3 separate regions of the Homo sapiens genome follow, and all the other regions are linked to region 1. The links are chromatin loops, found by intact Hi-C in ENCODE. Cell type or tissue: heart right ventricle. All regions are shown on one strand.

Region 1 (8,000 bases):
ATTCTGAGTCTGCTTCTTTAAGACAAAGATGATGAGATTAGCCTTAGAGAAATATTAGAGAAAGGTTAACTTAGATGATAGAGGTGGAAGATAAAATGGCTGATTCGTAGATAGAAACATAGATACTTAGATATATAGATAGATACATAGATAGATGCATACATAATTCCAAGGTCTCCGGAAGCTTTCTTTTCTGCCTCCAAGTCCTTTGGATGTTTGGTTAGTGGGGTGAGATAGTGCTGCTGAAGCTGTGAGGGAGCTGATAAAGGAAGAGGCCTCTTCTCTTTCCTATTCCTTTCCACTAAAACTGAGCCTTCTTCCCCTTCTCCTTCGTATGCAGTTAGCACAGTGGAGTGTGTGATCCTTCCTGGCTCTTCTGTACGTTCTATAAGATTTTATTTCCTGCATGGTTGAACACCAAGCATGAAGATTATTATTTGTTTATTTGTTATTGATTAGTTGACAGCCCTACCTGCATCCAGAAATTTTATACTAAAAACATAGGTACAAAAAGATCAAAACAATATATAAAACAAAAGCAGATATCAGGCAAAAGAGAGGAAAAGAAAACCGTAATGAAAACTCCTACCTAAGGAAAAGATGGATTTTTCAGCTTCCTAGCAGCTAGAGGAAAAGGGAATCAGTGTGGACTTCAGATTTCTCATTATCTATTAGTAGGGGGGCATTGCAGGTCAGGAGGTGCAAATGTCTGCCTGCTCTTGACCAGTGAAAGGAATGTGATACAGGAGTCTTTGTATAGGTGCCGTAATCAGGTAAAAAATATGTATTTAAATATCCCAGAGTAGCCTCTATAATGGATGCAGAGGCACTCCCTATATAGGTATTATCTATAGTAGCCTAGTCTCAATTTTGAGGCATCAACAACTCCTCCCTCATGAAGGAATTGCATTATGGAAAATCACTCGGAGGTGGCCTGTGTGGGCTCCAGGCCTGGCTCTGCCATTTATCTGCTTTGTGACATTGGACCATACCTTCCTTCACCCCTGCTGGGCCCTGGGCTTCTCCTCTATTAAACGAGGGGTCTCCTGCAGTTCTAAGAGCTAAAGTTTCTCTTATTCTTCATATGCCAGGCACCCCGTTGTGTGGGTTTCTCCTCCCCATGCCCAGTGATATCCAGTGAGAATCAATAGCAAGAGCAACCTCAGAGGATAGTCAACTCAAGGGGATGTGGAGGAAAAGCCAAGGAGGCCACTGTTGCCAAGAAATACAGTCTGGAGACCAGTTTTGTATTTGGGGGCAGGGTGGTTCATGCCTAGTGCATATTATATAAGCCGCATGTCTTTTCGTAGCATCATAAGTAGATGGAACCTACCACCTCCTCTGCTTCTGCCTTCCTTATATTCTCTTGGTCCCCACAGAGCAGAGGACAGGCAGTCATTCAGTCTCCTGGGTTTCGTACCCCTTAGCTCAAGCACGGGCTTTCTGAGCTTCCTTACTCTCTGCCTAACAAGTTGGTAATTCCTGGCTGTACCCTGGCTCAACAGACCTGAAGACTAGCCTGGTACAGCTCAGGGCCTGCACCCTTTGCTCAAGCTCACACATCTCTTTCTGCTCCCTCCCTGTCACCAAGGCACCCCAGACATGCCCAGAAACAGGACAAACCTGCACAACTACATTCTTCACCTGCCAGAAGAAGAAAAAAAATATTTCTGATATCTCCAAGGTTCCTGCTTTTCTGTCAATTGGGAATGAAAAGATAAAGTCCCTTTCATAACAACATTTTCTTACAAAGCCACAACTAATCATGTCATTAATGGGTAATTCCAAGGTAGCTAGTTGTTGGTAATCATGCATCTCCAAAGTGCCCAGTTTCTACATGGCAATTCCAATCGTAATTACCATGAAATTATATAACTGCAAATTATCCTGCCGTGTGAGTGGTGTAAATAAATACGTACCTGCTCTGTGATAATAAACATGAATGACATGGTTAGTTAATTAGTAGCCACTGGAAATTCACTAATGGCCTACCAAACCAGTAACTTTCTCCTGAAGAGGGAAGAAGATTGTTGATGTTTGTTCAGTTTGGCTTAATCAAGGCTTTAGTGAAGGCATTGATACTGCCTGCTCTTTGTTTTCTCATGGTTCCTTGAATCTGGAAAGTGAGGCTCTGTTAAGTTAGCAACCAGGACTTTCCAAAGACATTAAGTCCCACACACTAGTTATATGACTTGGGGATGGTGCTTAATCCTTCTGAGCCTCAAATTCCTTCTCTGTAAAATGGGAGTGATGCCAACTTGATGGCAATGCATACCTCCTGGGGTTGTCGAAAGGATTAGATGAGGTTACGTACAGGGACACATGGTATAAACTCTCCAAGGTTTGCTGTTACTGGCTGAGAATGGGAAGAAAGCCCAGCTTCACAGGCCATCCCACTTTTGTGCTCAGAGGGCTGCGTCTGATTCAGTTGGGTGTGAAGCACTATAGCAGAGACGCTGTCACGCTTTGTCACTTGAGGGTGGCAGATTGAACCCAGCACTGAACTCTTACCACTTTCCAAAGGGAGATTATAACTCCACTTCCATCAGGAAATAAGGGCCGATGCTTCAGATGCGTGAGGGAAAGGGATTACACGCAAAGAAACTTAACTCCTGAGAGATTATATTCTCAGCCCTTGCCTTTAACTGGTAAATAAATCAGCCAAGAGTACACTGACCAGGAAAAACACCAGTTATGCAATGCGAGGGCTCTGGCCCAGCAAACACAGCTGCCCCTCGGCCGACGTTTCCCTACTTTCTCCCAGATAGAGCTGCTCGTGGATGCCTCGTCAGTTAGGAAAATTCCAGAGGGAAAAAGTGGGACAGCACCCAGCAGTTTCCCGGGAGTGTCTAGGCTAGGCTCGTAGAACTTTCAAAAATAAGACCAAGAAAGGCCACTTTCCTTACGACAGAAAACTAACGCTGTTACTCTCCTTACATAAGGGCTGCACCTTGACACACAGAAAGCTACTTTCAGGGATGATAGATTTATATTCCAAAGGGCTACTAAACTTGTAACCATAGTAACAAACAAAGCTATTACATAAAATGGCTTTGCCACGTAAAAGCAATAATTATATTAACCAGATGGGAGGAAAAAGGAGAAGGAAGTCTGATCAATGTGGAAGGCACCAGTAAATTGGATTGAAAATGCATGACATTTTCCTAAATTACATCTGTTTGGGGAGGCGGGTAGGTGCCCAAGGCTGAAGAGCTGTGATGAAGTTGGGTCCAGGCCCCACCAGGTGGCAGTATGCAGAAGTTGTTGAAGCAGCTCCTCTGTTGAGGGTTTTGGGCTCTGGAAGCCGGATACTTCTTCAAGGCTTGATTTGAAAGCACCACCCCCTCCCATCACCAGTGCGATGGGGAATTTCCCTGTCAACACTAACAGTGTAGAACTGGCCCAAATTAGACTTTATTAAGAAGGATGTTGGTTGAGAAATATTCTAGTTGCAATAAGCAATGTATGCTAAGCGAAACATCAGCATGTTCTGATTAGGCCCTGAGTGTGTGATACAGATCAGGGCTCACCGTGCAGTTAACTCCTGAGTTTCTACCCTGATCTCTAACACTTGACCTTAAACTTAGCTGCATGTCAGAATCACCTGGGGGTCAAGAGGGGCTTTAAAAAATACTGATGCCTGATGCCTGAGTGTCATACTCACCTATCACCTTTTCTGATTTAATTGAATGTGATGTGGCCTGGGCATTGGTATTTAAAAATATATATATATCCAGGCAATTCTAATGATATTTTCGAGGGATGGATGAGTGGTAAGCTATTTATTAAGAGGAAGCTGATGCGAAATATTCAGAATTGGCATATTTCGGGGCAAAGGGAGCTAGGGACTGACTTCCTCATCGACTGCTTCCTCTTTTAGTCAAGTGGATAGATCTCTGTTTAATTATTCCAGCTCAGAAATACCAGCTAAATCACATAGAAAATGTTGTCCTGATGTTTTAGACTGTCTGCACGTTTGTCATAGAATACCAGGGTCTCTTCCCTTGTTTCCAATGCATTGTGAATCTCAGTGAAGTTGCCACCTGTGCAATCCCTGGCCAATCAGATCTGTTCCTTTACAAGGCAGGGAGGATTACACAACACAGACGCATTGGAGGGAATCTGAATATCTAGCTAGATCTTGTGTAATTTGACCCAATCAGTCAAACGACACATACAGGAACAGCCCTGGGAAAAGTGTAAAGTCGGCAGAACTGCCTTGTCTCCATCACTCCTCACCTCCCCCTCCAGTGCCCCACCCAGTGGATTTTAAACCTTTCTTTCCTTCCAGTCAATTTGAGATGTGACATGTTGGTGAGTGAAATAATGGGTTAATCAGGGAAAGAAACACCCCCATGTCTCTGCTGTTTTATGAACTTTTTCTAATAGCCTTCCTGTAGGAGCCCTTATTATGTGAAGCGCAATGTGCTAAGTGCTTTATCTCATTTAATCTTCCCAGCAAATTCATGCGGAAGCCATTATTATCTCCATTTTATAGAAGAAGAAACTGAGACTTGAAGAGTGTAAATATGTTGTTCTTGGCCCCACAGCCTGTTGGGATTTGAACCCACATTCGAGCGAGCTAGAATTCTGATCTTATGCTGCTTCCTCTTCCACTTCTTCAAGCCGAAGCTTCCTCATTTCACTGCCCAATAATGGAGCCAATAGCCACATGTGGCTATTTAAATGTAAATCTAAATTAATTAAAATGATATAAAATTAAGAATTCAGTTCTTAAGTCATACCGCATTTCAAGTACTCAGTAGGCATATGTGGCTAGTGGTGAACGTACTGTACTGTGCAGAAATAGAGTATTCGCGCCACCATGGAAACTTTGACAATGCCGAGAAACAATCTGGCAAATCATGTCAATTTAGATGAGTAACTGAGGTCCAGAGAGGAGAAGTGATGTGCCTAAGAATGAGCCCCTCCTCTGCACTGGGGCCTGTGCCCCCCCAGTGGAATCAGTGCTGCCTGAGAACTTCCTCCAGGGCCAGCACTCTGTAGGTGAGTGCCTGTGGAGGCAGTGGCCAGGATTCAGTCAGACCACTTATTGGGGAAAGAAGTCCCAATGCTCATGATCTGAAATGCAGCTCAGAAAGCATGTCTTGATGCTTCTTCTGGCCCATGCTGGGGAGAGCAGGCTACAGAGATAACTGCCCATAGCCTTGTTTCTGCCCTCCTGGGACTTAAAATCCAGAGGAACATATTGGGCTGGAAAAAGCTGAGTTTTTAGAATTAGATAGGCTAGTGTTCAAGTTCTGGTGTGGCTACTTTCTAGCTGGGCAATCTTGGGTATGATAGATAGTCTCTCTGATCTCCCCTCCTCATTCGGAAAGGCATGATCACCATGACCATCTGGTAGGATTTCTTGTGAGTACCGAAATGAAAGGTGGAAGCATTTGGCCCAATACCCAATAAGTGCCAAAGAAACATTAGTGCCCTCCCCTTCACCAAAGCTTCTTCCTGGATGGCCCACTGACCCCCGGTGTCCTCTGATATTTCTGGGGTCTTTCAGAAGGTGAGTAATCACTTTACGATGTCTGAGATTTTTAGTCTTGACTGCTTTTGTTTCCTAAATGATGGAACTCCCAAGCCTTGGTTTCCAAGGATTTGCTCTCCATTTCTTTATCACATTCACAGATTACTTCCCAGTCAAGTGAGATGTTCAATAGAAAATTTATTCCGGGACACTGTGGTTTTAGTGCACAGTTAAAGAAAAAAAACATGGGAAAGAAGCCAGCTGGACTATGAAATATTCATTTGCATCACAAATATTTACTGCGTTCTGTGTGCCAAGTACTGTGATAGGTCTTGGAGGCAGAACAGTGGACATGGTAGATAAAAGTCAAATCCCGAAGGCAATTCCATAAACCACAAATAGAAAGCACACCTTTGTATTTCTTGTCATGGCTATAGATCTGACTGGGGTTGTATGTAAGGAGGAGTGGCTGCCTGGTTCTCACAAAGCATGGTGGTGGACTTAATGAATTCATTCTCTGTGGCTAGGAGCCTGCATTCCCCCTCACCTCCCCATGGGCAAGCACTTTGGGAAAGCCCTTTCCCCAAAGCCTCCCACCCTTTCTCTCGCAGTCTGACATTGCAGTTTACATTTGGTGCTTCTTGAGTCCAAAACAATTTCTTAATTCAACAAATGATCACACATCATTCCCTGACTGTGTAAAGTACAGCAAATTAGCACAGCCAAAGCAGGAAATATTTGCTCTGAACGTGCACCCGTCTTTGTTTTCACAGCCTCTTCCCAGTCAATGGAGTGCAGATCATCTATTGCCAGACACCATGGTATACACTAGAGTTACAGAGGTGAAGAGGCACGGTCCCTTTCATACAAAAGTCAGTGTGAAAGGGAGACAGACATTAACAGAAACACTTAATCCACCGGACTGAGTTCCATAGGAAGCAGTGACATGGCAAAAGGAGTGGTCAATTGTTTGGAGGGAACTATGAGATGGAAAAAACAGGAAAGATAATTTTCAAAAGACAAAGCAGCATGCATATAAGGGCATAAATATTTTTTGTTGAGACCCCCTTTAATAGACTCTAACTCTACAGTTGTTACTTTGACACCCTATACAGTAAATCCATAGTATTTAAGCAGATTCTATAGTCATCCAAATATTTGCCCATAGCCATTCTTTAACCGTGTCTGCTGCTAACAAATGCCAGCAAAGCACAGCATTGTCTTTGTTTTAACATTTCCCTTAAAATAGGGCCACCTTTCTGTTTTCCACCTGACTCACAGTGAAACAGAAAGACCTGGAATGAAGTAAGTCATTTGGTGCCCTGAGATAAAGGACAGCACAGCCTGTCACGTGGCAGTCACGGGGGAAGTTGTACTGACAGTCTCTTAGAAATGCAAAAACAATAAGGGCACTTGGCAACCAGAATGGAATACCAAGACGTTGGCCAATTTCCTCTAGGCTTTCCTGGGAGAGGTGGCTGTAGGAGGCTGGGGTGGAGGGGCTGATCACAGGCTTGCTCTACTGGCTCTAGAAACCAGAGGTGTAACTGGGAGCTCTCTGTAACTTTCCAGGTGGTGAGCATAGAGGCTATGGACATGGCAGGGATTTCCATGTCCACACCAAGGGCCCCTCCCTGAGCCTGAGCACGAGGTGGTGAGCTCTGAGCTCACTCCTGAATCCCAGCACATAATCACTCAGAAGCCAGGGAAAGAGGAAGTCCTCCAAAGCGTGGCTGCCCTTACCCAGTGTTTTGTGGAGCCTACTTTAGGCAGATTATCAGTAAGAATAAACCCTATAGTGCTATAATGGGCAAGCAGTGATACCTTTTCAAAGCACTATTTTTTTCAAATTGAACTTGTTTCTAAAACTAAATTATGGTAATGGTTGTACTACTCTATACATTTACTAAAAATCATTAAATATCATTAAATTGGATGCTTATAATGTGTGGATTTTGTGGTATATAAACTATGCCTCAGTAAAGCAGTTGTAAAAAATTTTTAAATCACACCTGTTAATGGATTCCCCAAACACTGTTTCTCTAGCACCTAGAGGTGGTGATTTTTTTTGTTGTGTTTTGTTTTGTTTTGTTTGTTTGTTTGTTTGTTTTGAGATGGAGTCTTGCTCTGTCACCCAGGCTGGAGTGCAGTGGCACGATCTTGGCTCACTGCAAGCTCCGCCGCCCGGGTTCCTGCCATTCTCCTGCCTCAGCCTCCTGAGGAGCTGGGACTACAGGCGCCTGCCACCATGCCTGGCTAATTTTTTGTATTTTTAGTAGAGATGGGGTTTCGCCATGTTAGCCAAGATGGTGTCGATCTCCTGATCTCGTGATCCACATGCCTCGGCCTCCCAAAGTGCTGGGATTGCAGGTGTGAGCCACCATGCCCGGCGAGGTGGTGATTTTTTTGTTTTTTTGTTTTGTTTTGTTTTGTTTTTTTGAGGCATGGTCTCCCTCTATTGCCCAGGCTGGATGGAATAGAGTGGTGCAATCATAGCTCACTGTAGCCTTGAACTCGT
Region 2 (8,000 bases), 130 kb before region 1:
GCGATGAAGAGTGGTGAAAATTCTGAATGAAAAGCAGCCCTCAAAAACGTTAAAACCCATGCTATTAAGCTTTACACCAAAAAATAAATTCGAATTTTTAAAAAGTGAGAAATGGGGAAAAGAAGAGGAGGCTTAGGATGGTCAAGTGGCACCTTTAGCACCTTGTACTTAACCAGATAAGTTCAAGACTGTGTTTTAGGCCGGGCACGGTGGCTCACACCTATAATCCCAGCACTTTGGGAAGCCAAGGCAGGTGGATCCCTTGAGCCCAGGAGTTCGAGACCAGTCTGGGCAACATAGTGAAACCCTGTCTCTACTAAAAATACAAAAATTAGCCAGACGTGGTGGTGTGCACCTGTAGTCCCAGCTATTCAGGAAGCTGAGGTGGGAGGATTGATTGAGCTCAGGAGGTGGAAGCTACACGGAGCCGTGATCTCACCCCTGCACTCCAGCCTGGGCAACAGAGTGAGACGCTGCCTCACTGCTCCCCCACCAAAAAAAAAAAAAACAAAAAACAAAAAACAAAAAAAAACTGTTTTAAATGCATGATGAAAGTTAAAGGGAGAGTCAACCATTGTTTGATTAGTACAGCCCAAAGAATTTGGCCATTTACAAACAGTGCCTTGTCTCGTAGTGTCATTTACCTATATTATTCATATACCACCAGCACCTCAAAAGTAATTAGAGTATCTAAAATAATATACTAGTGATAGGAAATAAATGTAAAAATCCTCATTGAAGGGACCTTATTAGATGCTAATTATTGCTTGGAGCCTAAATCAAAAGGCCTGATGTTTCTTGTGCCTCAGTGAGGATGAGAAATCCAGGGGCTTTGGGTTCCAATCCTGTTGCTATGCCCCTAGCCCTACTGTCTTAATTATTCCTGCTGTCCTCTGATTTCCTCCTCTCTAAGGGAAGTCACAGTATCATTTGAGACATTTAAGAAGAAGAGTATAGCTGTGCTAACTAATGAAGATTAATTCTGTTGCATCTATGGGAGAACATTTTTTTTTTTTTTCAGAAAATGAAAGTTCTTTTCAAATGTTTAGTTTCCCATCTTATTCTTTCTGTTCCTCACATTACCATACGTTTCCTCTTGTGTTCAGGAAAAACTACATACATGTAAAAGCAACAATTAAGTATGAAGATGCTGGCCAAAGTGATCCTTAAACATTTCCATTTATTCGTCATCATCCTTTAATTTTATTTTCCTTCATGCTCAATCCAAGTGGATTTGCTTGAAACAAACTACAGTTTTCCAAGTCACACCTACCACCCAGCAGCTTTGGGATAAAAATGTAATGTAGTCTATTTTACTTTGAAAGGATTCCTTTATTTACTTTGAAAGGATTCCTTTTTCAAGAAATAGCTTTGGAGAAAACAAACAAAGAAAATAACCAAAATAAACTGTCCCTAACTCCTTTTCCTTGAGTATTGAATTTTCTGAAGGAAACCCTCCCTGAAGAATGTTTATATATATATATATCATGAAGTCTAAACACTCTTCATGCTGTGTAGATTCTTAACGGAGCACATTTGTTTGAACCTATGCCCAACGTTAACACTACTTGATATCTGGCTACAAAAATACCCATCAGCTGTGTCGTCTCCCTGTAGCCCCTTGAAAAGGGAGAAGCAAGAATTTGTTTTCTTGAGGCATTCTCAAAGACCGCATACCCAGGCTTTGTTGCTGGGATTCTACCTCTTTCTCCTGGTCTTTGCTCTTCCCTGGACACCAGATCCAGATCCAGATCCAGGTCCAGGAGGGACCAGGAAATCAGGAGGGTCATCCTGGCATCTGCCCATTTGTAGCTGATCAGAGCCTTCATGGCAGCCATGGAAATCATCGTGAAACTGTATTCACAACCCCGTGCCTTCTCGCTGAGCTTTCTCTGCTGCCCAAGGGGTTACCTGTGTGAGGCCTAATTACATCTGGACAGGCAGGCGGCAGAGACAACCCAGGGCCTTTGTCCTTTTTGTCAGTGTGAGTCAGTAGGCTACCATGGAGTCTCCCGGGAAGGGGGTGGGTGTTGGGGGGCAAAAGCCTGATTTTTGTGTTCAAAAAAAAAAATGTTTTTGCAGCTGACAGCTGTATGCAAACAGTAACAGTACATTACAATGAACACCTTAAAATATGAGGAATCAAGACTGTTGACTTTGGGTGAAAAGCGAGTGATTCAGGACCAAGTGATTGAGTAGCTCCGATCAGGTCTGGTTTTATCTCTTCCTGATAACACAGCATTGGTTGTTACAGGGACAAAAGCAGGAGTGATGTATTTGGCTAAATCTTTAATCAATAAAATAGATTAAGGATCATGAATATGGAGTTTTCTTTTCCCCTTAGGATACTTTACTTATACTGTGCTACAATTTAGTCCCAAAGCACTTTCAGTGAATTAGGAAAAGCTGTCACTTCCTTAATCTTGTACCGGCGAACAGCTAGGTCAGCGAGGTACAGGCTGGACACTTTTGTGCAGGGTACATCCAAGCCAACTGTACGTGGCATGCTGCTGAAGTTTTCATCTTCGCGTCTTTCTTCCCTGTTGGTCTCTTTGTACCTCTTTTCTGCTTTTGTCTTATTGATGAACTGTATAATACCAATCAAGAGTGCATGGAAATATACTATTACTTACAGTAGAAACAGTCAGTGAGGGAACCAACTACTCAGTCTCAAAATGCGCTCTCAGAATATCTGGAATGTTTCCCACAGAATTGGTGATGTGTAGAAACAGGCTGTCTTTGATCTGGTAAAGCAAATCCATTTTCAGAAGCTACAATCTGATAAATATCATTCATCCTCCATTTCTCTCCTGGAGTGATGTTTTCCTTTCTTACGGAAAACACATAGCCATAGCTTACTTGTATCAGCATCGTACGATACTAGAACCACTACGCGAAAGCAGTGTCAGTGGCACCACTGGAGTTAACTGTAATTCAAAGGAGCAAAAGCATTACGTATGAGGCTTTCCCATCCTGACTTCTAGAATTCTAGCTTTCCAGTGGACCTCTTGCAAGGAATCTGAAATAGAGAAAGAAACAAAAATATGTAGTATAATTTCACCAGAGTTTTTCCTCAACCTTAATAAGGCTTAAAAGGCCTTTCCCTCCACTGCTGTGTTTGGGAGTGGAGGAGAGTTCCTATTAAATGAAAACACTGATCATTCTCTGTGTGCATAAGCTGCACCCACATAACACTAATGGTTAGCACCTTTAACTCTTGCACTCTGGGATGTAGGACAGATCCTCACCAGGCATCCTCTGTCTTTTCTGTTTCTGACTGCAGACGATAGCATTTCTATTTAGTTTAGAAAGCAGCAGGTGCTGTGTGCATAAGACTTCCAGGCTGCACAAGAAAGCAAGCAGGTTATTGCAGCCACAATAGGATGTAAGAGGAGGTGCACCCTCCCTTTCTGCTGAAAGGCAGAAATGGAGGAGGGGAAGTGTCTGTTGTATGTTCCTTGGTAATTCGTGCTGCAGAGTTGGACTGCTCCCTCTTAGCTTGAAGACACTCATGTCCCCTGAGGCTCACGGGAATGGTCAGTGAGGCCACAAGAAATGTTTTGAAGCCCAGGCGGAGACTTCAGATTCCTTTGCATGTAGAAGTGTTGGCCAAAAATAGCAAATACCAGTCCTTTCCGAAGCCTCTCCCACTCTCTGGGATGCAGACAGTACAGGCAAGCATCACTAGGTGGCACAGCTGTCCTGGTGTCTTACTCTCATGGAGCCACACTTAAAACTGCTGTGGGATGCTTTGATGAAATACCCGATAGGATTCCTGTCCAGAAGGTGCCAATACAGAGCATTCAGGTCAAGTGGAGGATTCTTTTCGCAGGGGATCACTGGATTGACTCTAGGAGAAAGAGAAGCTATGCATGCCGCAAACACCTGCACACCACCATTCATCCTGCCCAGGCTGCTGCTGAGTGGAGCTCAGGCTTGCAAGTTTGTGGATCAGTGTGCCCCACAAAGCGTGCTTATCTCTGCCTCACCCCCTAGGGGGAGTGGGGATAGGGGTAGTGGAAAGTAGGTAGCCAGCCCCTACTTTCTGCTGTTCCCACTCCAAAATGTACATATTTGTCAAAACCTTCCAGATTCCTTCTGAGTGGAGGATGTGGCAGTATCACCTTCTGTCTACCCTGAGTGCCTCACTCCCCTCTTCCTTCTGCCATCCTTCCACACCCTGCTCAGATGCAGCCTTCTGAAGATCAGTCCAGCCCACGATACCCTCCCTGCCACCTGAGGTGCCATAGCATTACGTTGTGTGGTTGTTGAGTCAGCAAACATGGGCTGTGTGTCAGAGCCTAGAGAGCACTACCCTCTCCACTACTTCTGTCACCTCTGGGGAAATGCAGAGGATATATGCTGCCCCTAAGCAGCAGCCACTATAACGTGGTGGTTAGCTGACCAACAGACTTGTTTTGGCTCTTGTTCACCACCTACTAGGTATGTGCTTTATTTTAATAAGTTAGTCAACCTAAGACTTGGTTTCCTCACCCATAAACTGGGATAATAATAGTACCTATTCATTATGATAAGAATTAAAGAGCAATCCTTCATGGAAAGCAACTGGGATGGTGCCTGGCACATAGTAAGTGCTCAATAAAGCAGGTCTTACTCTTATCGCAGGAGAAGGTATCACAGCCAAGACCAACCCCTGACTCTTGTGACTCTGCGCCCTGTGTATGTTTTACTCTTACACATGCTTGCATTCTTTCTACTATGCCATATTGCCTCCTCTTAGTGTTTAGAACATCTCTTGCCCCCCAGTTGTTTGTGCCTTGAGTTCTCTTTTTCACAAACTAGCTTGGGAGCTCCCTGAAGACAGAGACCATATAGAATTACACAGTGTCCTTCTACTTTATTGTCACGATGCTTTAAGAGAGTTATTGACTGTAATTATTAAATTCTAACCATGGAAAACTTCTCAATGTTGACTTTAAAAATTGTTTGAAATTTTTTAGAATTATTGATATCATGAGTGAAGTAGGTTCCCAAACTATATTTCAGAGGACAAAGTTTGTACACGTTTTCCGTAAAGGGCCAAAGAGTAAATATTTTAGACTTTGTGAGCCACGGGTGCGTGTCTCATGACTCATCGCTGCGGCTGCAGTGTGAAAGCAGCCATGGACGGCATGTACACAAATGAGGTTGGCTGTGGGCAGTGAAAATTTACGAAAACAAGCAGTGGCCAGATCAGACCACATGGGCAGTAGTTTTCTGACCCCTGCTCTAGGAGGTGATAAAAAGTGTTCAGGGAAATGGGTTCTGTGGTCATATCAAACGTGTTGGCTATATATTGATTTGAGTCATCTCACTGCACAGCACTCATTACCATATTAAAAGCCTCTGAGAAGTCCTGCAGTTAAGAAGTACTTGGGCCGAGTGCCGTGGCTCACACCTGTAATCCCAGCACTTTGGGAGGCTGAGGCAGGCAGATCACTAGGTCAGGAGTTCGAGACCATTCTGGCTAACACAGTGAAACCTCGTTTCTACTAAAAATATGAAAAATTAGCCGGGTGTGGTGGTGTGCGCCTATAATCCCAGCGACTCAGGAGGCTGAGGCAGGAGAATCACTTGAACCCGGGAGGCGGAGGTTGCAGTGAGCTGAGATCATGCCATTGCACTCCAGCCTAGGCGACAGAGGGAGACTCCATCTCAGAAAGAAAAAAAGAAAAAAGAAAGAAAGAAGTACCTGTAGCTTTGTCTGACCTATAGTTTCCCCACTTCCGTAAGTGTGGAATATATTGTCCATAGCCTATCAGTGCGTTAACATCCTGCAGACTGGTACTCCTCATGCTACCAGTTAGAAATGCTGGATTTTTTTATGTTGACTCACAAAAGTCCACCTACTGTATTTTTTATGGTAGCATCTTTGCATTTATAGTATTATTATTTTCGTTTGAGGACATGGACTTGTATGATCACTGAATTCTGCAACTTTGTGTTTGTCCACCGAAAGAATTTGGCACCTCATCAGAAACGAGCCTCATGCATTAAATCCAAATGGGAGGATGTTAGACGGGGGGATATCACCATGCTCATCTCTGTGCTGAGCTCCAACGTAAGTGGGAGTTCTGAGAAGCCGTGTGGTTTAATACATCTGTCTCCTTGGCTGCTGTGCCAGCTTTTCATGACAGTGCTTTTCATCATCTGAAACATGTAATTGCTTTTGACGACAACAAGAGAATTGTGGCAGGAGAACTCTCCGCAGTTTCCGAAAACACTGAGCCTCCAGCATTTCAGGTCCAGTCAACTTCAGCAGATGTGGTGTTGGGACACGAGGGTGTTCAGATGTGTGGGGGTGTCCAAGGGGGAATGATTCAGAGCCACTGCCTCAGTTTTTAAAGTAAGGATTCGTGGATAGTCTTTGTCCCCAGTACAAAGGCATAGCGGAAAACCAAAGTGGAAGATGGTGTGGAGGAAGAGGTTCAAAGGTGATTTTGTTTTTTGCATCAGGATGATCCTTGACTGTGTCTGAGGCCAAAAGTAAGTCTTGACTCCCATGAAACTCCAGGAAATGGCCGGCACTTGAAGAGCCGTAAAGAAGCAGCCCAGACCTCACTCTCCTGCCAGCCCCTACTTAAAACCACCCCTTAGGCTTCCCACACAGATGAGAATTGTTCAGGGGGACTCTATGGGTCCTGTTGGACTCGACGTCAAAGTGTCCTGAGTCCTGAGCTTATGACATTTCTACAACTGCACACAGCAGCAGATAGTCCCTGTCAGGCAGAATAATCGGAAACAGGCTGGCTTCTCCGCCATGACGCTCACCGGGCTTTCAGGGCAGGGGCTGTCACGAAGATATCTGGGGTGTGGGGCAAAAGGAAAAACAGTTCCCCCGGGACAGGAGTCTTGTCCTCTCTGCCGTGTGACTCTTGACAGAGGGCAGAGACCCTGCATCTGGAGTGTGCCTGTGCCTCTCTCACCTCCATGGTCTTGCTGAGCCGCTAATGCCTCAGAAGGCCTGGCTCACTGGAAAGATGAAACCAGGACACAGTGTTCAGGTCTCGTTTCCTGGGATAAAGTGGGTACTCAGGTAAGCAGAACTGGATAACCTAGGAACAAGTTATCAAAGGCTTACGCATGAGAACAGGCCAAGCAGACCTGCATATAATTTCATCAGTAACACCAGCATAATCTTACTTAAAGTATTGTTGATATTATTTAGTTTCAAATAGAATTTAAAGGGAAGAAGTATGAAGGATAGTGACTTAAAGTACACAGAAACTGTTGTACAGTTTTGAACACCCAGGTTACACACTTTATTCAAATGCTGGTAGCCTCTTTTAGGTGTGTGTTTTCTTTTCCAAAGCCATATCTAAATGCTTACTTACATAAACACGTGAGTCACCTCTGCATTCTGGGGAGTTTTAACGTTGCTCATTTTTGCCACAATAGGAAGAAGTGTCTTGGTTTGGATGGTTCTGTCGTGGAAAATGGGTCCGCAAGAAATGCTTGTTGAATGAATGATGATATCTCCCTTTTAATAGCTGGGAAAACCAAGGCAAAAAGTCATGGCCGGAGGACCACACTTCACTTCCTCTGCTTCTCTTTCTGGGTCTATTGCATATATAAATAATTTGGGGGCAATAAAGGATTGGAATTTTATGTGTACTATCAGATGCCAAAAAAGGGGAAAAATGTTAAACAGTCATTTTAAAAATGGAACAATACCGCAAAATGAGTGATGCTTCAGATTTTTCATTGAATTTTGTTTTTGTTTTTGTTTTTGTTTTACCATTCTCGACACCTTTATCCTGATTTATGTCTCAAGAACAAGGGAAGAGACACTCCAAGGAGAAGTTCCATTTGCCCTTTTAAGAAGGTAGAGAACACATTGAGGCTGTAATTACCAAGCCCTCTAGAGGCACTTCTATGGTGTTAATGCATTTTATGCCCTCCCACTTGCAAAAACCCAAGTCCTGTTGCTTTCCTCTTCAGGAAAAATGTGAGTATAGAATGAGAAAACTGGTCTTCCTTTTGAAATCGTTTGAGAGTAA
Region 3 (8,000 bases), 160 kb after region 1:
ATAGTATTTACTAATATTCATGGATTATAATAATAAATTCTGAATGAGTTCCATCTAAAAAGTGATTCCCATGGTTTAATTTACTTTAATTATGTAAGAAATGACCATTTATGAAACATACATTAAAATGACATCTATTAGTGTGCTTAGTTTGGCAACTAAATAAATATTGAACTGTAGGTTGAAATTTAACTGTGTCTCATAGTATCAAAAGTAGTCAAAAACAGACAAAATCTGCCTTTACAACTAATGCTAGAAAAGCTTACATTTTGGGTAAAAACATGTGATTTATTTTTATTCTTTGTTTATTTCTAGTGAAATAAAAGAGGATTTCTGGCTGCTATTAGTAAACACATCTATACAAAAAATTAAAAGCCAAACTGGATATAAGCAACACCAAACTTTCCATTATTAACATTGATTTTTGAACTTAACGGAGAGATCTTAATGGGTTATGTGACAGGTAAATGCAATTCTGAAATCCAGTGAAGAATACTTTGACATATATTTATAAAGTTATCATCAGATGCACAGTCTTTATAAACTTTTCAAATTTTACTTCAGAATTCTTCTACTATTTGTCATTACCAAAAACCCGCTGTGGGTAAGAATCAGACAACTTAATCAATTAAACAATTAACCAAAAATAAACATTTTAAATTGCCTCGTCATTCAGTTGCCACAATAACTGGTAACATTCAGCTCCTCACCCAATGGTGGAGGGTGACGAAGTCATGAGCACAGGTAGGTGATGCCAAACTCTGCTCTTTTAAATGAAAACCATATGTAATTATTCACTACATTCATCCAGTTATTTAAGTAGAAATTAAAATATCTGCTATTATCACCTTTAATGATATGAACATTGCAGAAACTTTTTTTGTGAAACCCTGGGTTTCCCTCAGTTTGGGAGCTGTCACTTAGGAGAAGGTGGAGATATTGAGGGATGATAAGCCCCACAAGGGCAAGGATTTCGTTTTGTTCACTGCTACATCCCCTGTACCAGGACGGTGCCTGGCACAGCACAGACACTTTGCAGATATTCAGTGAATAAATGAATGAGTGAATGAATGAATGCAGGTTAAGCCGAAGTCAGAGTTTTCTGCAGAGGTATGGAATGGAGTGGACATGATTTGCATGGAGGAGAGAAACTGCTGCAAGAACAAGAGAGGGAACAAACAGGAGATGAGTTAGCAAACAACCTTGTAGGTGAAAAGGCAGATCGTTTCCATGAAGAACAATCATGTATCCCACAACCATTTCTTGAACAGCTTCTATGTGTTGGGTTTGTGGAAAATGCTATGGGATTCAGAGATGAAAAAGACTCAGCTCTCTGCTGGAGAGGATGTGGAGAAATAGGAACACTTTTACACTGTTGGTGGGACTGTAAACTAGTTCAACCATTGTGAAAGTCGGTGTGGCGATTCCTCAGGGATCTAGAACCAGAAATACCATTTGACCCAGCCATCCCATTACTGGGTATATACCCAAAGGATTATAAATCATGCTGCTATAAAGACACATGCACACGTATGTTTATTGCGGCACTATTCACAATAGCAAAGACTTGGAACCAACCCAAATGTCCGACAATGATAGACTGGATTAAGAAAATGTGGCACATATACACCATAGAATACTATGCAGCCGTAAAAAAGGATGAGTTCATGTCCTTTGTAGGGACATGGATGAAGCTGGAAACCATCATTCTCAGCAAATTATAGCAAGGACAAAAAACCAAACACCACATGTTCTTATTCATAGGTGGGAATTGAACAATGAGAACACATGGACACAGGAAGGGGAACATCACACACCGGGGCCTGTTGTGGGGTGGGGGGAGGGGGGAGGGATAGCATTAGGAGATATACCTAATGCTAAATGACGAGTTAATGGGTGCAGCACACCAACATGGCACATGTATACATATGTAACAAACCTGCACACTGTGCACATGTGCCCTAAAACTTAAAGTATATATAAAAAAAAAAAAAGACTCAGCTCTCATCTTCAAGAAGTGCACTGAGTTTACGGGGATAATAAGAGAGATATCCATTCCAGACTGAGCATACACAACCCACATTCCACAGACATTAGAAGGAAAGAGAAAGGAGTCGAAGGGAAGTGCTAGCTTCAAGAAGCAAGAGAATGGAGCCCTATTTCCAGCTTTGCCACCAACTGGAAAGTCATTTGCCCTCTCTGGGTCCTAGTTTCCTCATCTGTATAAGAAAGGACTAGGACCAGAGCTCCTCCAATGTGCCTGTGCAGCAAACCTCTGACAGTCTATGGGATTTGGAAATTCAGAGGAGGTGGATGTCAATGTTGGCAGAGGTATTGTGGACATGTATCCTCAAGGATGTGGAAGTTGAGTTGTCCCTGAAGAATGAGGGAAGGGCGTCAAAGTTGGGGGTCAAGCATTTCAGGTAGAAGAACTAGGAAGGAATTAAGCCATGAGACTAAAACAGCCCTAATAATTTTTTGATGTCCATTTTATGAAGTAAGAGAAGTATGAACAAGCAGACTCAGATGATATGGATGCTACAGTACAGCTGGAATTAGCAAGAGTTTGTTTGGAACAAAGGGTCAAATTCATCTAACTGGAGTAATCCCAACTTTGGAAACCCCATATGTTGGTGTTAAGAGCAGTCTTCTAAAAGAGCTAAGTGAGAAGAATGCACAACGAAACCTCCATGGTAGTGAAACAATGATGTAAACAAAAGATGATGGGAAAATGTGACACGTTCTCACAAGGTGGAAAAGCAGCCGATGATTTTCAAAGCAGACAAATAAAAATACCTCATGCTATATTGTGAATATGGATTTCTACCCAAAAAGGGATGCCATTAGGACTCAAAAGACTAACACAATATAGGAAGTAACCATAATTCTATTGAGGCCAAAATTGAAAACATCATCCTTATTCAGACTCATTGAGAGGAGGTTGAGGAAGAAGAGCAAGTGAGTAGCCACGGACCAGTGTTCCGGGTCTGGGTCAAGGGCCTTGGCCAGTTGCTTAATGTTGGTCTCTTCATCTGTCCAGTGGGAGTAATAATACTTGCTCCACATGTATCGTGATGCTGTTACAAGGATCAAACGGGATAATAGAAGTGGATTTGCTTTAAAAAGAATCAAGTGCTGTAATCACTGGACTAAAGCAATAGAAATTCATGCATTTGTGATGTCTGTCTAGTATATGAACAGCTTGTGCAAACACACTTAAAGTAGTTCCTTGTATTTGCAGAGTGCTTCAGAGCTTGTCAGGTTCCAAAAAATATAAAGGGATATAGCATGGCTTTATATTCTGAAAACCTAGGTTTGGATTTCAATCTCATTGCTTCCTAGTGTGATTTGGCGTAGTGTTATTTAACACATCTGGGCTCAATTTCCTCATCTGTAAAATAGACAGAGATACCTACGCATGCATGGTGGTTGTGAAATTCACATGTGATAAGGGATGAAGGGTGGAGAGGTCAGTGCCTGCCCATGCAGGCCCTCAGAGCACACTGGCTGTTTTTATTTCCCTGTTCCGCTAGGACATAAGCTCCTAGGGCTGACCACGTCCATTGGTATTCCCAGTTACCAGCAGAGTTCCTGAGACAGAATTGGTGTTCGATAAATACTTGTTGAATGGATGGATTAACAGAATGAACGGATGGGTGAACACCCACCCTGTAACAGAGATGAAAGACGGTAATATCTGCTATCTTGGGTAAGAAAACCAAGGCTCAGAGAGTTGAAGTAACTGTTGAAGGTTCGTGTCAGAACTAAACTGCGAGTAGGACTTAAAGGGGTCCCTTTTCTACGCCATCCACGTGCTGCTCCCTGTTCTGAACCTCTAACCTTTGGTGGAATCATGGGCTACAGTTTTCTGAGCTGTTATTGTCATATCTTTTAGAAAACCAGAAGCAATAATATTTGCCTCTGCTTTATTTTTCTGGACTTTTGTTCAGGGCTCACAGAGTAAAAAAATTCAAGTCAACTTTTACATTCTTCTTGTTGTTTTGAAAAGGGGCCAAAAAGCAAAGCAAAGAAACATAAGCAAAATCTCAAATATCTTTGGTTTTGACAGTCCCTGGATGGCTGGACATAGCCCCAGGAAAATGAATCTAATCTGCACTGAAAGGTACAGTTTGTTTCTTTCTCCCACAGACAGACGGAAATGTGTGTTTGGGAGGCTGATTCATCCAATGGCCCCTGCACCAGGCCTGGGACCAGCGCTATTCATTATTTGCTCTGTTCCTCTTTCGTTTACAAGGTCAGAGTCGATGTTTTGGTTGTTTTCCCAGCAGTGCTCTACTGACCGACTTCGCTCTAATCCCTTGATGTCACTTAAATAAACTCGAGGCGGGTGGGGGTGGGGGGAGCAATTTGAGAACTCCAATGATTTCCTACCGCTGTTGTTCTCGGCGGCAAATTAATTTGATGCTGTTATGTAAGTGTAATCATCCTCTCTAATCACATCACAGGATTGGGAACTGCCAGAAATAACAGAAGGGAACATTGGAGATATCAAAGGGGAGCCACTAAAATAGATTGTTTATTTAGGTACCAAATTGAAACGCTATTATTGGGAGATGGAAAACAACCGTCGCCACACTTTCCTTTCACACGTCCCTGCGCTTTACATACTGTATTTGTCAGGATGCATCAGCCAGAAGGAAAAGGAAAGAGGAAATCAGAGCTTCCATTTGTGCCATCGGGAAGGAAATGGGGAAAGTCAGAGGTGTCTGAGCGTCAATGGGCTTTTGTTGGTGCGCAAAATTTTGGTTGTGATTACTGCTCTAAGACGCTTCTCTCTGCCTGATGTTCTTTCCTGATGTCTGCCCTCTCTCTTCTTTATTCTTTCCCATACTAGCCCATTGCCTTCTCCCTCCCCATTTTTTTTTTAGCAAGTCAAAGAAGACTCAGCCTAGCTCGGATGATCCTTCTCCACCTCCTTATTGATGGCCCTTCTCTCAAGTGATGGGGACCCTGGAGATAGGTTAAATGCATACAGCTTCCCTATCTCCTCACACATGTTGTCGGATCTCTTCCCAAACTCTTCTGCTTCTACCTAGACATGGAGTCATAGGGGTGAGAAATAAAGTCCCATCCTTACTTGGAGTGTTTTACAGAGTGGTCTATGCAGTTTTGGTAGAGGAGCTTAGAGGCCTGTTTTTGTTCCTCAGCTCTGTTCCTCCTCCCTGGGCAGATTGTTTACTGTTTCTGAGCCTCAGTTTCTTCATCTATAAGAAGGGATAGCGACACCAAGCTCAACCTGGTGCCGAGAGGATGCAGGAAGGTAACACCTGTGAAAGCCAGGCCCGCAGTGGTCAAGAAAGCAGGTGCTGGAGTCAGAGTCTGCAGTCAGAATTTGGGATCTGGGCCCCAGCACTACCACTCAGCTGCCCAGGACCTTGGTCAAGGTACTTATCTCTTTACACCTCAACATCATTTGTAAAGTGGGATAAAGAAAATACTGATCAAAATAGCCTGAGGGTTAAATAAACATGCATATTTTCAATGATTGGCATAGCGCCTGGTCTACTAAATGCTAGCTTATCGTCATTATTATTATTCTCATTGTTATTATTTATTGTTGTAATAGCAAAGCTTAATTAAATAATAATGATACTAATGATGGTGATCCGTTTCCTGCTAGTCCCACTTCTTATTCCCACCACTGATCTTCACGCAACTGCCAATTCCTCCTGATGTTATTTGCCATAAGTAATCAATACATGACAACAGGGTTAGAATCACTGTTGAAGGAGGCAGAACAAAGTGAACCATGGACAGGTTGTAGAGAGAGATGCCCCGCCATGGGGAGGGAAAGGACATTCAGCTGAAGGCTCTTAGGAGACATACTCCTTAGGGCCTCTGACTGTGGGCTGTCCCTGTTCTCCTGGTCTCCCAGGCCCTCTGCACTGTCTTGGATTCTGCTCCCCACCTGCCTTTCTTCCCTGCTCTCCTCACTGCCTGCCTGAAAATGCCTTCTGCCAGCCAAGTCCTCACAGTGGAGTGAAATAATCCTTTTACCGTGGGGTAACGAGAGGGACATCCAACCTGGAGTTGGAACTAAGGTGCTTGAATCCTTCCCTGCCCTTCGCCCCTCAGATGACTGTGTTTATGGACCTAGGTGGCTTTGTCTATGAAGCATGCATGGCACAGTGCCAGCCAATTCCCTCTTTCTGAAGCAACTGCTAGAATACTGAATACCTTCCCTGAAGGTAAAATACAAATATTTTTTAAGTGAAAAATGAAAATACATTTCTGAAACTGTTTTCTACATGCTGATCACAAAAGGGAATAGATTACTATCCATGGTCCTCTTTTGCTCTTTTTCCTCTAATCTAATCTCAGTTTGATGTCCTCTCTCCTTGAAAGATTATATACATAGAGAGCCTAATTATTAGGCTGCCCAAAACAGCTGCTATACCTGGACAGAACGCTCACTGAGGTTTGGTCACCAGACTCAGACAAGGTTGAACACGGTAGCATCTGGGACAAAAATATGCTTGCAAAAATATATTGAAACTGAAATTTTAAAAGGGATTCTTTCTCTGCTTCTGTTTTCTAAAGAAAATTATCTGCACAATTGTTCTCTGTATGTCACTTCATTTGACATGAACTTTTCAAACTGCAGGTTTTAGCTAGCTAGTTTATGCCTAAAACAAAGGAAATACTGATTGAGGAGACCAGTGGCATGGTGGAGAGTGAGTCCTTTCTCAGCTGTAGATATGACCTGGGTCTCCTAGGCTTTGGAGTCAGACTTTGGCTATGCCACTTTCTGGCTGTATGGCTTTGGGCAAATTACTTAACCTTTTTGAACCTCCATTTCCTCAACTGTAAATTGGAGCTGATAATAGTATCCATCTGTAGGGATGTAGTGAAGATAATATGAAATAATAAATGAAAAATACTTGGCACATAGAAAGGTTTTGATTAATATTAGCTATATTGTTTTTAAGACAGAGTCTTGCTCTGTTTGCCAGGCTGGCGTGCACTGGTGTACTCATGGCTCACCGCAGCCTCGACATTCCAGACTCAAGCAATTCTTCCACCTCAGCCTCCTGAGTAGCTGGGACTACAGGCGCACACTACCACGTCAGACTAATTTTTTGTAATTTGTAGTAGAGACGGGGTCTCACTATGTTGTCCAGGCTGATCTTGAACTCCTGGGCTCAAGCAATCCTCCTGCCTCGGCCTTCCAAAATGTTGGGATTACAGGTATGAGCCACCGCACCCAGCCCTAATATTAGCTATTATCGTTATTGTTTTTGTTATTTAGATTTAGATCTTTAGGTGCCTAAAATCAGGGAACAGAGTTTCTCTCCATCATATCCCCTGGTAAAAGGAGACAGTGTCTAAGTGTGCTAACAGACAGCCTGCAACATTTACCTGGGCAATTCTGGTTTGCATTTACTTTTTCCCACAAAGTTTAGTCCATTAATGTAAGGGTTACTTAAATTGATCATCAACTTATTCTCCCTCTCTTAGCTAGTGTAAATTAATCTCCTAAAATAGCTAAAACAGTTCAATATTTGACTACATATCATAACTCACCACCATAGAATATTAGTTAGAAAAAAATAAGCATTTACAGAAATCCCATTAATTTACATTTCATCCCTGCTTAGAGCAATTTGCAGTAATTCAATCTGGATCAGGCTACGTTAAGTTTTACATCTATGTTTTAGAGAAATAATTTACTGGAAGAATTAATGGTGCAAGTGAGATTGTAAGGGATGTACTAAACTTTTAAAGACAGTAAATATTTTTATAACAATAATAGTCTGTATGAAATTAAAATTTGTAATTTATAGGTGGATGTTGTTCAATGAAGGCATAGAGCCATGTTTCTCAAAATTCCATCCAAGAGAGAATAGGGGGAAAGACCACTGCTCATAAACTACACCCCACGACTTCTGAATCAGGATCCCTGGGGATGGACTCTAGGAATGTGCATTTTAACAAGCTCCCGGGGTGATTCTTATATTTACTAAAATTTATAATTATCT

Evidence for each region. A loop is a pair of places that touch in the nucleus more often than their neighbours do. Peaks named below come from ENCODE experiments on the same cell type or tissue, not always from the same donor. Only the 100,000 strongest peaks of a DNase experiment are listed, where the experiment ranks them.
Region 2: a loop joins it to region 1, with 8 times the contacts of the local background. A loop is called at or near these places in 32 of 110 quality-filtered maps.
Region 3: a loop joins it to region 1, with 3 times the contacts of the local background. A loop is called at or near these places in 11 of 110 quality-filtered maps.

Annotation. Positions count from the first base shown.
Region 1 is chr15:60,912,347-60,920,346 of GRCh38, reverse strand. All of the region lies in intron 1 of RORA (RAR related orphan receptor A), which reads left to right. Among named protein-coding and RNA genes, the nearest start is that of RORA-AS4, 150 kb to the right of the region's middle. RefSeq lists an enhancer at 3,402-3,511. In heart right ventricle, CTCF peaks have their summits at 3,029 and 3,231 (motif pointing right); DNase peaks (open chromatin) are centred at 2,396, 2,746 and 3,266; H3K4me3 peaks cover 1,241 bases; H3K27ac peaks cover 1,557 bases.
Region 2 is chr15:61,047,335-61,055,334 of GRCh38, reverse strand. The region is part of intron 1 of RORA (RAR related orphan receptor A); the gene reads left to right. The region is part of intron 1 of LOC107984805 (a long non-coding RNA gene); the gene reads left to right. Among named protein-coding and RNA genes, the nearest start is that of RORA, 180 kb to the left of the region's middle. RefSeq lists a silencer at 5,212-5,371. In heart right ventricle, CTCF peaks have their summits at 3,484 and 3,687 (motif pointing right); a DNase peak (open chromatin) is centred at 3,624.
Region 3 is chr15:60,748,977-60,756,976 of GRCh38, reverse strand. All of the region lies in intron 1 of RORA (RAR related orphan receptor A), which reads left to right. Among named protein-coding and RNA genes, the nearest start is that of RORA-AS4, 11 kb to the left of the region's middle. RefSeq lists a silencer at 5,251-5,445. In heart right ventricle, no CTCF peak of the experiment used is centred here; a DNase peak (open chromatin) is centred at 4,256; H3K4me3 peaks cover 649 bases; H3K27ac peaks cover 1,967 bases.